Regions from separate parts of the Homo sapiens genome. Here all the other regions are linked to region 3. A link is a contact called in ENCODE Hi-C data. All regions are on one chromosome and are shown on one strand. Each heading gives the region's core, a stretch centred on a gene start or an enhancer-like site at or near the end of the contact. The rest is flanking DNA. Distances are from core to core; before and after follow the strand shown.

Region 1 (3,074 bases), core at 314-2,813, 1.4 Mb after region 3:
ATTGAGAATGGAGATGAATTGAGAGGGAAGCAGAGCCCTGCTGCCGGACAGAAGGAGGACAGTTGAGGATGGAAATCTAACAGGATGATGACAGCTGTGCCAGTGGCTGTGGGACCTGTGACTGCTGTACCTGTGGGTTCAGAGACGATTTCCTCTGATTCATCCCGTTAGGAACCTCTCATTCCAATTAGACAGGGCTGTTTCTAGGCCATATTTTGCAAGTTGTTTTGGGGTCCCACTTAGAGCCCTTTCTTTATTCCCTTTCAACTCCCCAGTTTCCCCCTGCCTACATCCCAACAGTTTTTTCTCTAGTAGACACCCTATAATCCTTTTCATATTTCAGCTGCCAGAGCACCCACTGCAGCATTCACTTAGGCTTAATCTAACTACAGTGTCAAAATTTATAAAAATTTCCATCATCCATTCTTTCTTACCTCTGAATCACTTAGATGTATATGGGAGGGGTATGATTAGACTAGCTAACACAATGTTATATCAGTCAGACTTTCCCTTAACTCTCAAGGAAGCATTTAACTGAATCTCAAACTGGAAACTCTTCTGGCTACATGAAAGAACTATCTTAGAGTAGAAGAGCATTGATCAGTCCACTCTATTTATGCCCTTACATAAATTCAGAGGTGGTAGGATTTGTGACTGGGGATGGGACATTAACATTGCATTCTGGAAAATGGTGCCTCCTAGAGCTGTATGATGCAATATCCCTTCCATGGTGGTCTTATTTTTTAGCCTTTATGAAATAAGGTTCTAGGGAAGAAACTCCATTGCAAAGCCTGCTCAACATCGACTCAAAAGAAACCCTCATACCCCAGAGTCCAACTTGACTTGGCTTCCAGAACCTAGGAGTGGTTGTTCTTCCAGGAATATCTGTATTAATTTCAGGGTGTTCTCTCAAAGAGAACGAGGAACTCCAGTTTTGTGAGTCTTTCTGCATTATTATTCCAAAAATATTCACAGGAATCTTAAATTATATTCTGTTGTTCCACCCATGTTTTCATTCCTCACTGACCTTCAATTTTCTAGATTTGGTAGATTGTAAAATCAATAATATTTGCTTATGCTTATTTCTATGTAATTTAGTAATATCAGGCTTATTAACTTCAAATCATATTAAGTTTAGGTTTTGCTTGATCTATGTGCCTCTTCAGTATTCCCCTTGTTCTTCCTAGAACACGTTACCCACTCATGTCATCATCATTATTGTTACTATTAAATTTTGTTAGAGAAAACTTTGATGCCTTGTGTTTTTATGTTCTTACAGGAGGCATACAGAGCACTGGTGAATGACTAATGAAAATATTGAAGAACTGGCTCATTTTGCATGTGTTTGAGATATCCATTGATTTTACTAAACTCTCCAAATAAATATCCCTGAGTTAGAAATTGAAATGTAAATCACTTAAGACTGGCTTCACTATTCTCTAGACTTCCTGATTTTACGTGTACCAACAGAAGAGCAAGAATACCTTGTGATATTGCACTAGTTCTCCTTTCAATCCTGTTTAAAAACAGGAAGCAGTAATGAGAATGCACTTCATAAGAGCAACACGAACTTTGGCTCTGCTCAAACTACGTGGTTCGATGGTGTCCTGGGCTTCTGGGCTTGATTTTCCTACTCATACTGCAAATAGGAGTGAACATGATATTTCATCTAATCATAAATTTCATAGCTGCTCTCCCAATTATTTGTTGCATTCTGTTAACTACACTAAAGCTCAGCAGCCTGCCCTTTTGAGTTAGAATGTGTATTTTTGACATCTCTTTCACATCAACAGCATTAAAAGTAAAAATATATTAAGTAATTTTTGAGCTGGGAAAAACTGGATAGGCACTATGATATAATCTTTATGCTGCTGAGTAGAGAAAATGTAGGCTTGGGTATACTGAACACCATCCCCTGGTGTCACATTCTGTTCAGAATAACTCTAGGATGGCACTCAGGGCCCACACCCCCCAGCATCCTTGATTTCGCCATAGACCCACAAATCAAGTGGACATTGTGTATGGAAAGAAAAGGTAACAAGAAATGTAAAGAAAATCTGGCAGATAAAATGATCATAGTGTAGCCACGTTAGGTATGTATCATGCAAGTCTTTCTGTTTAATCATTTATAAATGTTCCTCTGCTTCCTGACAAAACAATAGAGACTTAAATGTTTGTTGAATGTATAAATGAAAAACAAATATGGAACCTAGTTTATGCCAGTGTATGTAGCCTGGCAAAGAAGAAAATGTCTTTGACCAATTTTCTTACTTTAAAAATGTGTAACTCACCTTTGCTAATATTTCTTAGAGTAAATAAACTATGGATATTTTATTATAAGTTAGAGGCAGAAAGAAAACAATGTTTCTTCTGTGTTCTGAGGCTAATATTAAAGTATGCTTGGAGATTCATATAATATTTTAGGGTTAAAAATATCATATTTCTATTTCCCAAAAGCCCTGTATCTTCTTCTCATTAAAAAAAGATCAAATTTATCACAATCTTAGAATTTTCAGGGATTTTTGCTTTGAGAATAGTCTTCCTTGAGTTTCAGATTTGGATAGGTACTTGATATTTTTCCCTAAAAGAAGGATGCTTCTGGAAGACATAGGTTGCCACTGAGAGTTTTGTGAGTAAAATCTCAGAGGCAAGAAATGGCCATACACCCAGGGAATTCCCATTTCATGAGTGTTAGCCTGAGTTTTCACTCCATGGCAAGGGAGCTGTATATTTAGCACATCCACCACGAGGAGCGAAGGTCCACCACGAGGAGCGAAGGTCCCCTCTGCCTAAACATGCACAAACTTTCTCTGGTGACACAACCCCATTCCCTGCTCTACATGTATTAGAGGAGCTGTTTCTCCAGGTCTGCTAAGAGCTCATGACAACTCCACAGATAAATAGTATTTCTCCGAGAAATTCATTTCTATCCCCTGGAAAGATCTTATGTTGATCTGTGGTAGAACAAGTCTGTTCCCCTGTGGAAATGAGTTGTGGTCCTGGTAGCTCCAGTAATGTGTGCCACAACCTTCGCGTCACACTTTCCTGACAGGTCAGTAATTAACTCGCATTGC
Region 2 (3,202 bases), core at 524-3,023, 1.4 Mb after region 3:
TAAATTCATATCAAGCTCTCTTCAATTCATTCTTAATTTTACACATATTCCATAAAATATGTGTATTTTAATTTAACAGTTTCTGCAAGAAACACTCATTTTTACAGTGAATTTCTTTTTTAAAAGCATTAAACAATTTAAAAAATTTTCATGGACTTTTCCTCAATGCCAGATGTTTATCTGCATATTCATTCTTGCTAAGGTGTAAGTATTGCATGTGTTTATTCATTTGATATTCTTTTATAATAAAATGAAAGAAAGTAATAACATATCAACCAAAATTATCAGAATTATACAGCTTCTATAGATGCAGAGGTTCAGAACCACGATATTGAAGACAGATTTAAATAATGCTTTCCATTGTGAGGAAATGCAACAAATTGAAAATCTAATCACAATATCAAAGCAAATATATATTACCAGGGTCTTCTTACATGCTAACAATAAAAAATGTATTGAACACCAAGTCCTAATCTCTATTTTTCTGTGATCATTTTAATAGTCAACAAGTAGCTAGCTTCAGTATTGACAATTGAAGAGGTCTTAAAATGGAGTGTACTACTATGCCTAATAATTTCCTACTAAATTGACCATGTCAAAAAACATTTATGTGTGTCTTTCAATAGAAGACAATAAAAGAAAAGAAAATTGTTGCCACTTATCAACCCTGTAACCATTTTTTAATAACACAAAAAATAGGTGTTGTGGGGGCCATCACTTCTCCCATCCAGCAGCACAATAAAAATAATATTAGGGAAGAATGGATCATATCTTGGGCTGTTATTAAAATTCTTTCAAAAATCTACAGTCAGATTTATTTTAGGTATTTGTCTCTGAGATTAGCAATATTTTGATGTTTTCTGCACATATGTTACAGCACACAAAGACATTCTGTAAAAGCAAGAAGTCAATATAAAAGAAAATTACATGTCAGTTTAGGACTAACAAATCCTTTTCATTTCTAAGGTTTATTATTTTGGAATATTTCAAAGAAGGAAAATTATATAATTACATAAATAACAAAAGTATACCTCTAATTTGCCTCTCCTCTCAGAGTAACCTTCAATGAAATCAGCTGTGACTTCTTTTTTAAATATAAAAGTTTGCTTATGAATTAGAAACTTACACTCATTTCACCCTATATCTTAAATGAAATTTAGAAAAAAAATTTCAAGTGTCATGATAGACAGTATTCCTTTACATTTTAAAAGCTCCTTGCTTTTTAATTAGCTACATAGTAACCTTTTTAAGGGTTTTTAGTGCTAACATTAATACAATGCTTTAAAGTGAGTATCTTTCACACTGAAATTCAAGCTATTTCTCATTGTTATACCCTTTTCTCTTTCCTTATCTGGATGTTGAACAATACATATTTTTATAAAACAGTTGGTTAAAGGTGCAAAGTCTCACATTATTTCTAGTAGTTATTTTTAAATGCACTTCAAACTAAAACTTTATAACTTATTCTGTCTTTAACATTTTAGTACAAAATCTTAGCAAATCATCTTATTATTATAACATTTTAGTAAAAGACATTGGAATTTGACAGCTGCAAATATGAAAAGAACATTCTTTTCTACATCAAAGGAAACCAGCCAATGTTTTAATCACAGGTAAAAGCGTCATATTTTGTAGAAATGTTTATATGTTCACACCAAAATGTAGGAAACTCTGCCGAACATGTTCAAGTTTAAATTTCATGTACAATATAAAGTTAAAACTTACCTTTTCTCGGCAATGACCTGTTATTGAAACTGCCATCAACTCCTAACTGTTAATGACTCTTTCAACAAAAACGGAAAACAGTAAAGTCACATGTCGTAAGAGTAGGCCTGTGTTGGATGCTGCTTAATTTCAGTACTGGGGGAAGAAAAAGGCGGGGGGTGGGGTGAGCACAAAACTTTTAAATAAAACCACTTCCTGGGTAGAGACAGTTAACCACACACATCACATCATTACTCAATTTGAAGAAATTGCCTTGTATAGTCAACAATATTGTTATTTTTCAATGTTATTATCAATTGTCAAACAAGACACATGTATAGAGATTTTATCAATTTTAACTTAAGGGAGGAAAATGTGTGATTAAAAATTCATCAGTGGGAGGAGCAGACTGCTAAGCACTGAAGAAACTTCCTCTTTCTCTGCCTTCTAGCAAGGGCTGAAAAATGAAGCGTCTACTCTGCTGGCTACGCTTGAGATGCTCCCATGCTATCAGGACACTCTGCATATTGACTTTGGAAGCAAGGAAGCCACCTCCAATTCACAGAGCTGGTGCCTCTGCCTCATTCATGAAAGGACCCACCAAAACCTGATCCAGTTAACAGGTTCATCAGGCCTTGGGAGGGTTGCATTAGAACTTCAGAAAACACAGCCCAGAGCCACGCCGCCATCTGAGCATCTGGGGAAAAGGCAGGTGTTCATCATGCTCGTCGAACACACCCTGTGGCATTTGCTGTGACTGTGGCTCTCATACGGATGTGTCCACTCTGGCAATTTCCTAAGCAGTTCTGAAACCTGCTGAAGAGCTTTTGCTCTAGCTGAGTGATTCTTTGTGTGGTCTGACTTAAAAAGAAAAAAAATATATATTATAATAAAGGATCCAAACAATATCATTTTGGCATGCTGCTGAATGCCCTCTTGTGTCAAACTTCAACAAACCCAAGACATATTTGTAAGGGGTCTCAGAAATAACTCTAGGATGTGCATCTTTATTGAGCCATGGAGTTCAAGAATAAGCTCCTGGATTTTCAGGCTTGGCTGGTTTTGTGAGATTTGCAGCTTAATCATAAAAGGAAGAGAGGAAAAGCTTTCCTTCCAAATATATGAGAGAGTTAAATCACAATCTCTTGTCATACAAACCAATTAGACTAGAAATCTGTGTAATAGAGCTCAGTGGTATAGAATGTTTGGCATACTAAAAGTCAATCTTTAAAAATAGATTTGGTGGATATGGCCCAAGTTAGGGATGGCATGTCCCTATCAGTTAACTGAATTTCTCTGGGATCTTTTTCTAAAAATCACATTTCAGATTGACCCTAGAATTCACTGTCAGTTCTCATTTCAGGAAGGACCTTTTTAAGTGTTTAGAGTCCTGAAGATTTGTACTGAATGCTTCTCCTTAACACCGAAGAGAAAATGGAAAGTTCATAATATTAAAAGTGAGGAAAGCAGAATTCCGGGCTTAATTCTGACACTGCTA
Region 3 (3,305 bases), core at 506-3,005:
TCAAAAAAATTCCCCTGGGAAGTGGGCTCTGAATTGGTTAATAATGTGCAGTACTTGCTAAATTGCTGACTTCCAGATGTGGAAAATATCTTTCTTGTTTAGGACCTATGTAACCTGATTGGATTACGACAGAAGCGTCACGTTGGAAGCTTTTGAGTGATTATTTAATTAACCATACAGTAGAAAGCTGTATTCTCCAGGAAATCCCTTCCATATTTGCATAACCAATCCCTTCAGAGCAAAGGTGGAGTCTTTTCTTTTTAATCTTACTTTAATTGTAATATCAAAAAATATATACTCCAAAACTTAGACCCCATGCCGTTTAATATCATGCTCTCCCTTCCCTGCTAAGTTTCTCTATGGCCTTTCTCGTTTCTCCTCCTGCCTCCCTACACACTCTCCCTTACTTTGTAGTGAGGTCTCCCCGAGGTGTAGAGAGATTCAGAGATCGGCCAACCGAGTGTTCTATTTTAATTTACTTAGAGACCCTTTATTAAAATGCCAAACTACTTTTTAATATTGGGATCCAGTCCAGAAATTCATCATGCACACACCCTAATACACATGCCCTAAGATGCAGCTCCCATGCAGCATTTTTTTTTCTGGCTCTGGTACCTAAAAAGAAAAAAATAACAATAAGAGAAAGGGCAGAGAACTTTGTTCCAGAAGCTGTACTGAGATACCTACACAATTTGATGTGCATCTCAAATCTGGTCATTAGAGATATCTGTATAAGAAGAGACTATCTGGATTGAGGACCCGGGATCTTTCCCTTTAACTTTCGCCCCTTGGAGTTCTCCAGTTCTGTGAATGGTGTGCACCGTTTTCCGCCCTGTACTCTGTAGGATTTAGTGATGAGGATAATGATGCCAAAGGCTTGACGGGCGGGGAGGGGGGGGTGGAGGGGGGGAGAAGGGAGGGAGGGGGGAGGGAGGCGAAGGCGAAAGGGAGGGAGAGGAGGAAGGGAGGGAGGTGGAATTTCATTTCTTCCACTAAAGCGTTTGCGGAGACTTCAAGGTATAATCTATCCCAGATCCTTTCCCAGAGAGAAACTTGGCGATCACGTTTTCACATGATGCTCACGCTCAGGGCGCTTCAATTATCCCTCCCCACAAAGATAGGTGGCGCGTGTTTCAGGGTCTCTCGTCTCTCTCCTACAGAAAAGAAAAAGAAAAAAATGTCATTAGAAGAGGCGTAACACGTCAGTCCGTCCCCAGGTTTGTGTTTCCTGGAGTGGCCGAAAGAGATCAGTTCTAACCTGCTCTGCAGGAATAACGGTCCTGCCTCCCGACACTCTTGGCGAGGTTTTTGTACAGTTTGCTCCGGGAGCTGTTTCTTCGCTTCCACCTTTTTCTCCCCCACACTTCGCGGCTTCTTCATGCTTTTTCTTCTCACCATTTCTGGCCAAAACTACAAACAAGACTTCGCAGGTAGGTTTTTTTTCCTCCCCTTTTCTCTCTTTTTATCCCTTTTTGGTGTGCTCGTCCTCCATCCTCCTTTTCTAATTTTCTCATTTTGAGTGGGGATGTGAGTCTGAAGTGAGAAGGGGTGTCCGTGGGTAGGAATTTCAGGTGGGTTTAGCTCCTTTATGGCAAGCTTTTCTCAAGAGTGGCTTCTTCGCTTTCTCTTACACTCACACTCTCTCTCCTTGCTTTTCTCTCCTTTTTCCCTCCCCCAAATAATTTCCCCTGTACCTGTTCATTCAGGTAACCAAAGGTGTCCTTTGCTATCCAGCCCAGGAAAAGTTTTATTGAGAATTATATGGCTGGAATAAAAACTCATCAAGGGGAGAGGTCCTGCTCTATTTTCGCATCTAGTTCCAATTCATTATATTCAGCAATTAGGACTTGGCAAATACCTGTTAATAATTACAAAACTTGGTCAGTTACAGACCTACAAATTCGGGGGCAAGTCTTTCTCTTAGACATGGCAGTTCATCCTCTCCCACCGAGAAGGCTGTTTTCTAAGCAGAAAGTTGTCTGTTTTTGTCTGCTTAGCGAGTTTCATTTCTTTATTTCATTCTTTGTGTGTGTATGTGTGTGAAGTAACACCTCACTTCTGTGATTATAAATAAAGAAGTGAAAGTCCTCATGGAACTTGAGTCGTTTACCAAAGTGGAGGGGGGGGCACTACAGCTGGGAAGAAAACTGCTGTCAGGATATCAGGGTTTTAAATTAGGATAACTTTTAAAATTGTATTTTTAGTGGCAAAGTAATATAGACATGGATTTAATAGAAGACACATACACACATATATCCCATTCCATACTTTGGCACTGAAAAGTCGAGAGAGAGATAGCAGGAGTTCCCAGGAACAGTGATGAGCCCGGCTAACATGAATGTGTTTATCTCCCACCTACTGATATATTTTACATGCTCCCCCTGTAATGATGAAGGCAAGATTACTAACTCCAGACTTAGGAGTAACAGGCAAAGATAAAGTTTACAGCACAAATGCCCTGTCTCTCTCTCTCACACACACACATGCCCATAAAACTAGCAACTTACTTTATTAAACATGTATTTATATGCAGTCGTGTGTCTCAGGATGAATATAGACAGGCCAGCTGTTTCATCCCAGACACTTGTGTGACCATTTCTTTATTTCAGGATTTCCCCTAACAATTTCAAATCAATAGGACAAGGAAAGAAATGATAAAATATGTCAAACTTAAAAGTCTCCTACTATGTATGCCTAGGTAAATTTAAGGTGCTTTCTAAAATATCCACTTCCCCTTCTCTCTGCCCCCCTCCCTTCACCCCTCTCAGCAAATGTGTGGAAACTGATACTCACTTTCCAGGTTTTCTGCAAAGCTTCTAGCACAGGAGACAATAGGTGTGGGGCGTGGGGACTGAGTGTGCCCGGCAGAGAAAGGGTTAATGGCCCTTGTGTTACAGTTTGCATCTGTTACATCTTTTATAGCCCCCTGTTTAAACTAATCCTCGAGGCACAGCATCTTCCCAACCTCCACCGAGTTTTCAGGATTCTCCTCCTCTCCTGCCTGCCTCCGAGGTCCCCCTTCTCCAAGTTTTGACAGTTTCAACTGAAAAAATGCAGCGCCTCTCTCGATTTTTAGGTACAAAAGTTTCGAAGCCAGAAAGGATACGATCATTTAGTAGAGCTTAAAAGTATTGCCGTAGTGGTTGGACTTTCTCTTTCCTTTCTTAAGGGAAAAAAAAAATTCTACTGGAACTATTTAAGGGAACCAGTGTGGGGGAGCATGTGTGTGAGTGAGGTGGGGGGAAATACTTAAGTAAATATTGTCAAAGTGGCGAGGGGGGGTGGGGTAAAGGACAGTGTCCAAA

Evidence for each region. Hi-C counts contacts between places; a loop is a spot of excess contacts on that map. Pooled maps may share reads with other maps.
Region 1: a pooled map shows a loop between it and region 3 (8-fold over the local background). The contact joins the enhancer-like site here to the promoter of ZEB2-AS1 in region 3. A Hi-C loop is called at or near these places in 5 of 37 single-sample maps with no recorded cell type and 2 of 50 pooled maps.
Region 2: a pooled map shows a loop between it and region 3 (5-fold over the local background). The contact joins the promoter of ARHGAP15 here to the promoter of ZEB2-AS1 in region 3. A Hi-C loop is called at or near these places in 1 of 168 maps with a recorded cell type or tissue (natural killer cell), 5 of 37 single-sample maps with no recorded cell type and 11 of 50 pooled maps.

What each region holds. Positions count from the first base shown.
Region 1 is chr2:143,148,945-143,152,018 of GRCh38, reverse strand. The region is part of intron 1 of ARHGAP15 (Rho GTPase activating protein 15); the gene reads right to left. Among named protein-coding and RNA genes, the nearest start is that of ARHGAP15, 21 kb to the right of the region's middle. Within about 2 kb of position 1,563, at least 6 of the 41 ENCODE cell types and tissues checked have a DNase peak (open chromatin) inside an H3K27ac peak, as active enhancers do.
Region 2 is chr2:143,127,990-143,131,191 of GRCh38, reverse strand. It overlaps ARHGAP15 (Rho GTPase activating protein 15), which reads right to left and starts at 1,773. Exons shown (of 14, transcript NM_018460.4): 1 at 1,726-1,773.
Region 3 is chr2:144,518,064-144,521,368 of GRCh38, reverse strand. ZEB2-AS1 (ZEB2 antisense RNA 1) reads right to left here and starts at 1,755. Exons shown (of 4, transcript NR_040248.2): 1 at 1,695-1,755; 2 at 1,259-1,410; 3 at 1,084-1,154; 4 at 470-615. It overlaps ZEB2 (zinc finger E-box binding homeobox 2), which reads left to right and starts at 1,250. Exons shown (of 10, transcript NM_014795.4): 1 at 1,250-1,430.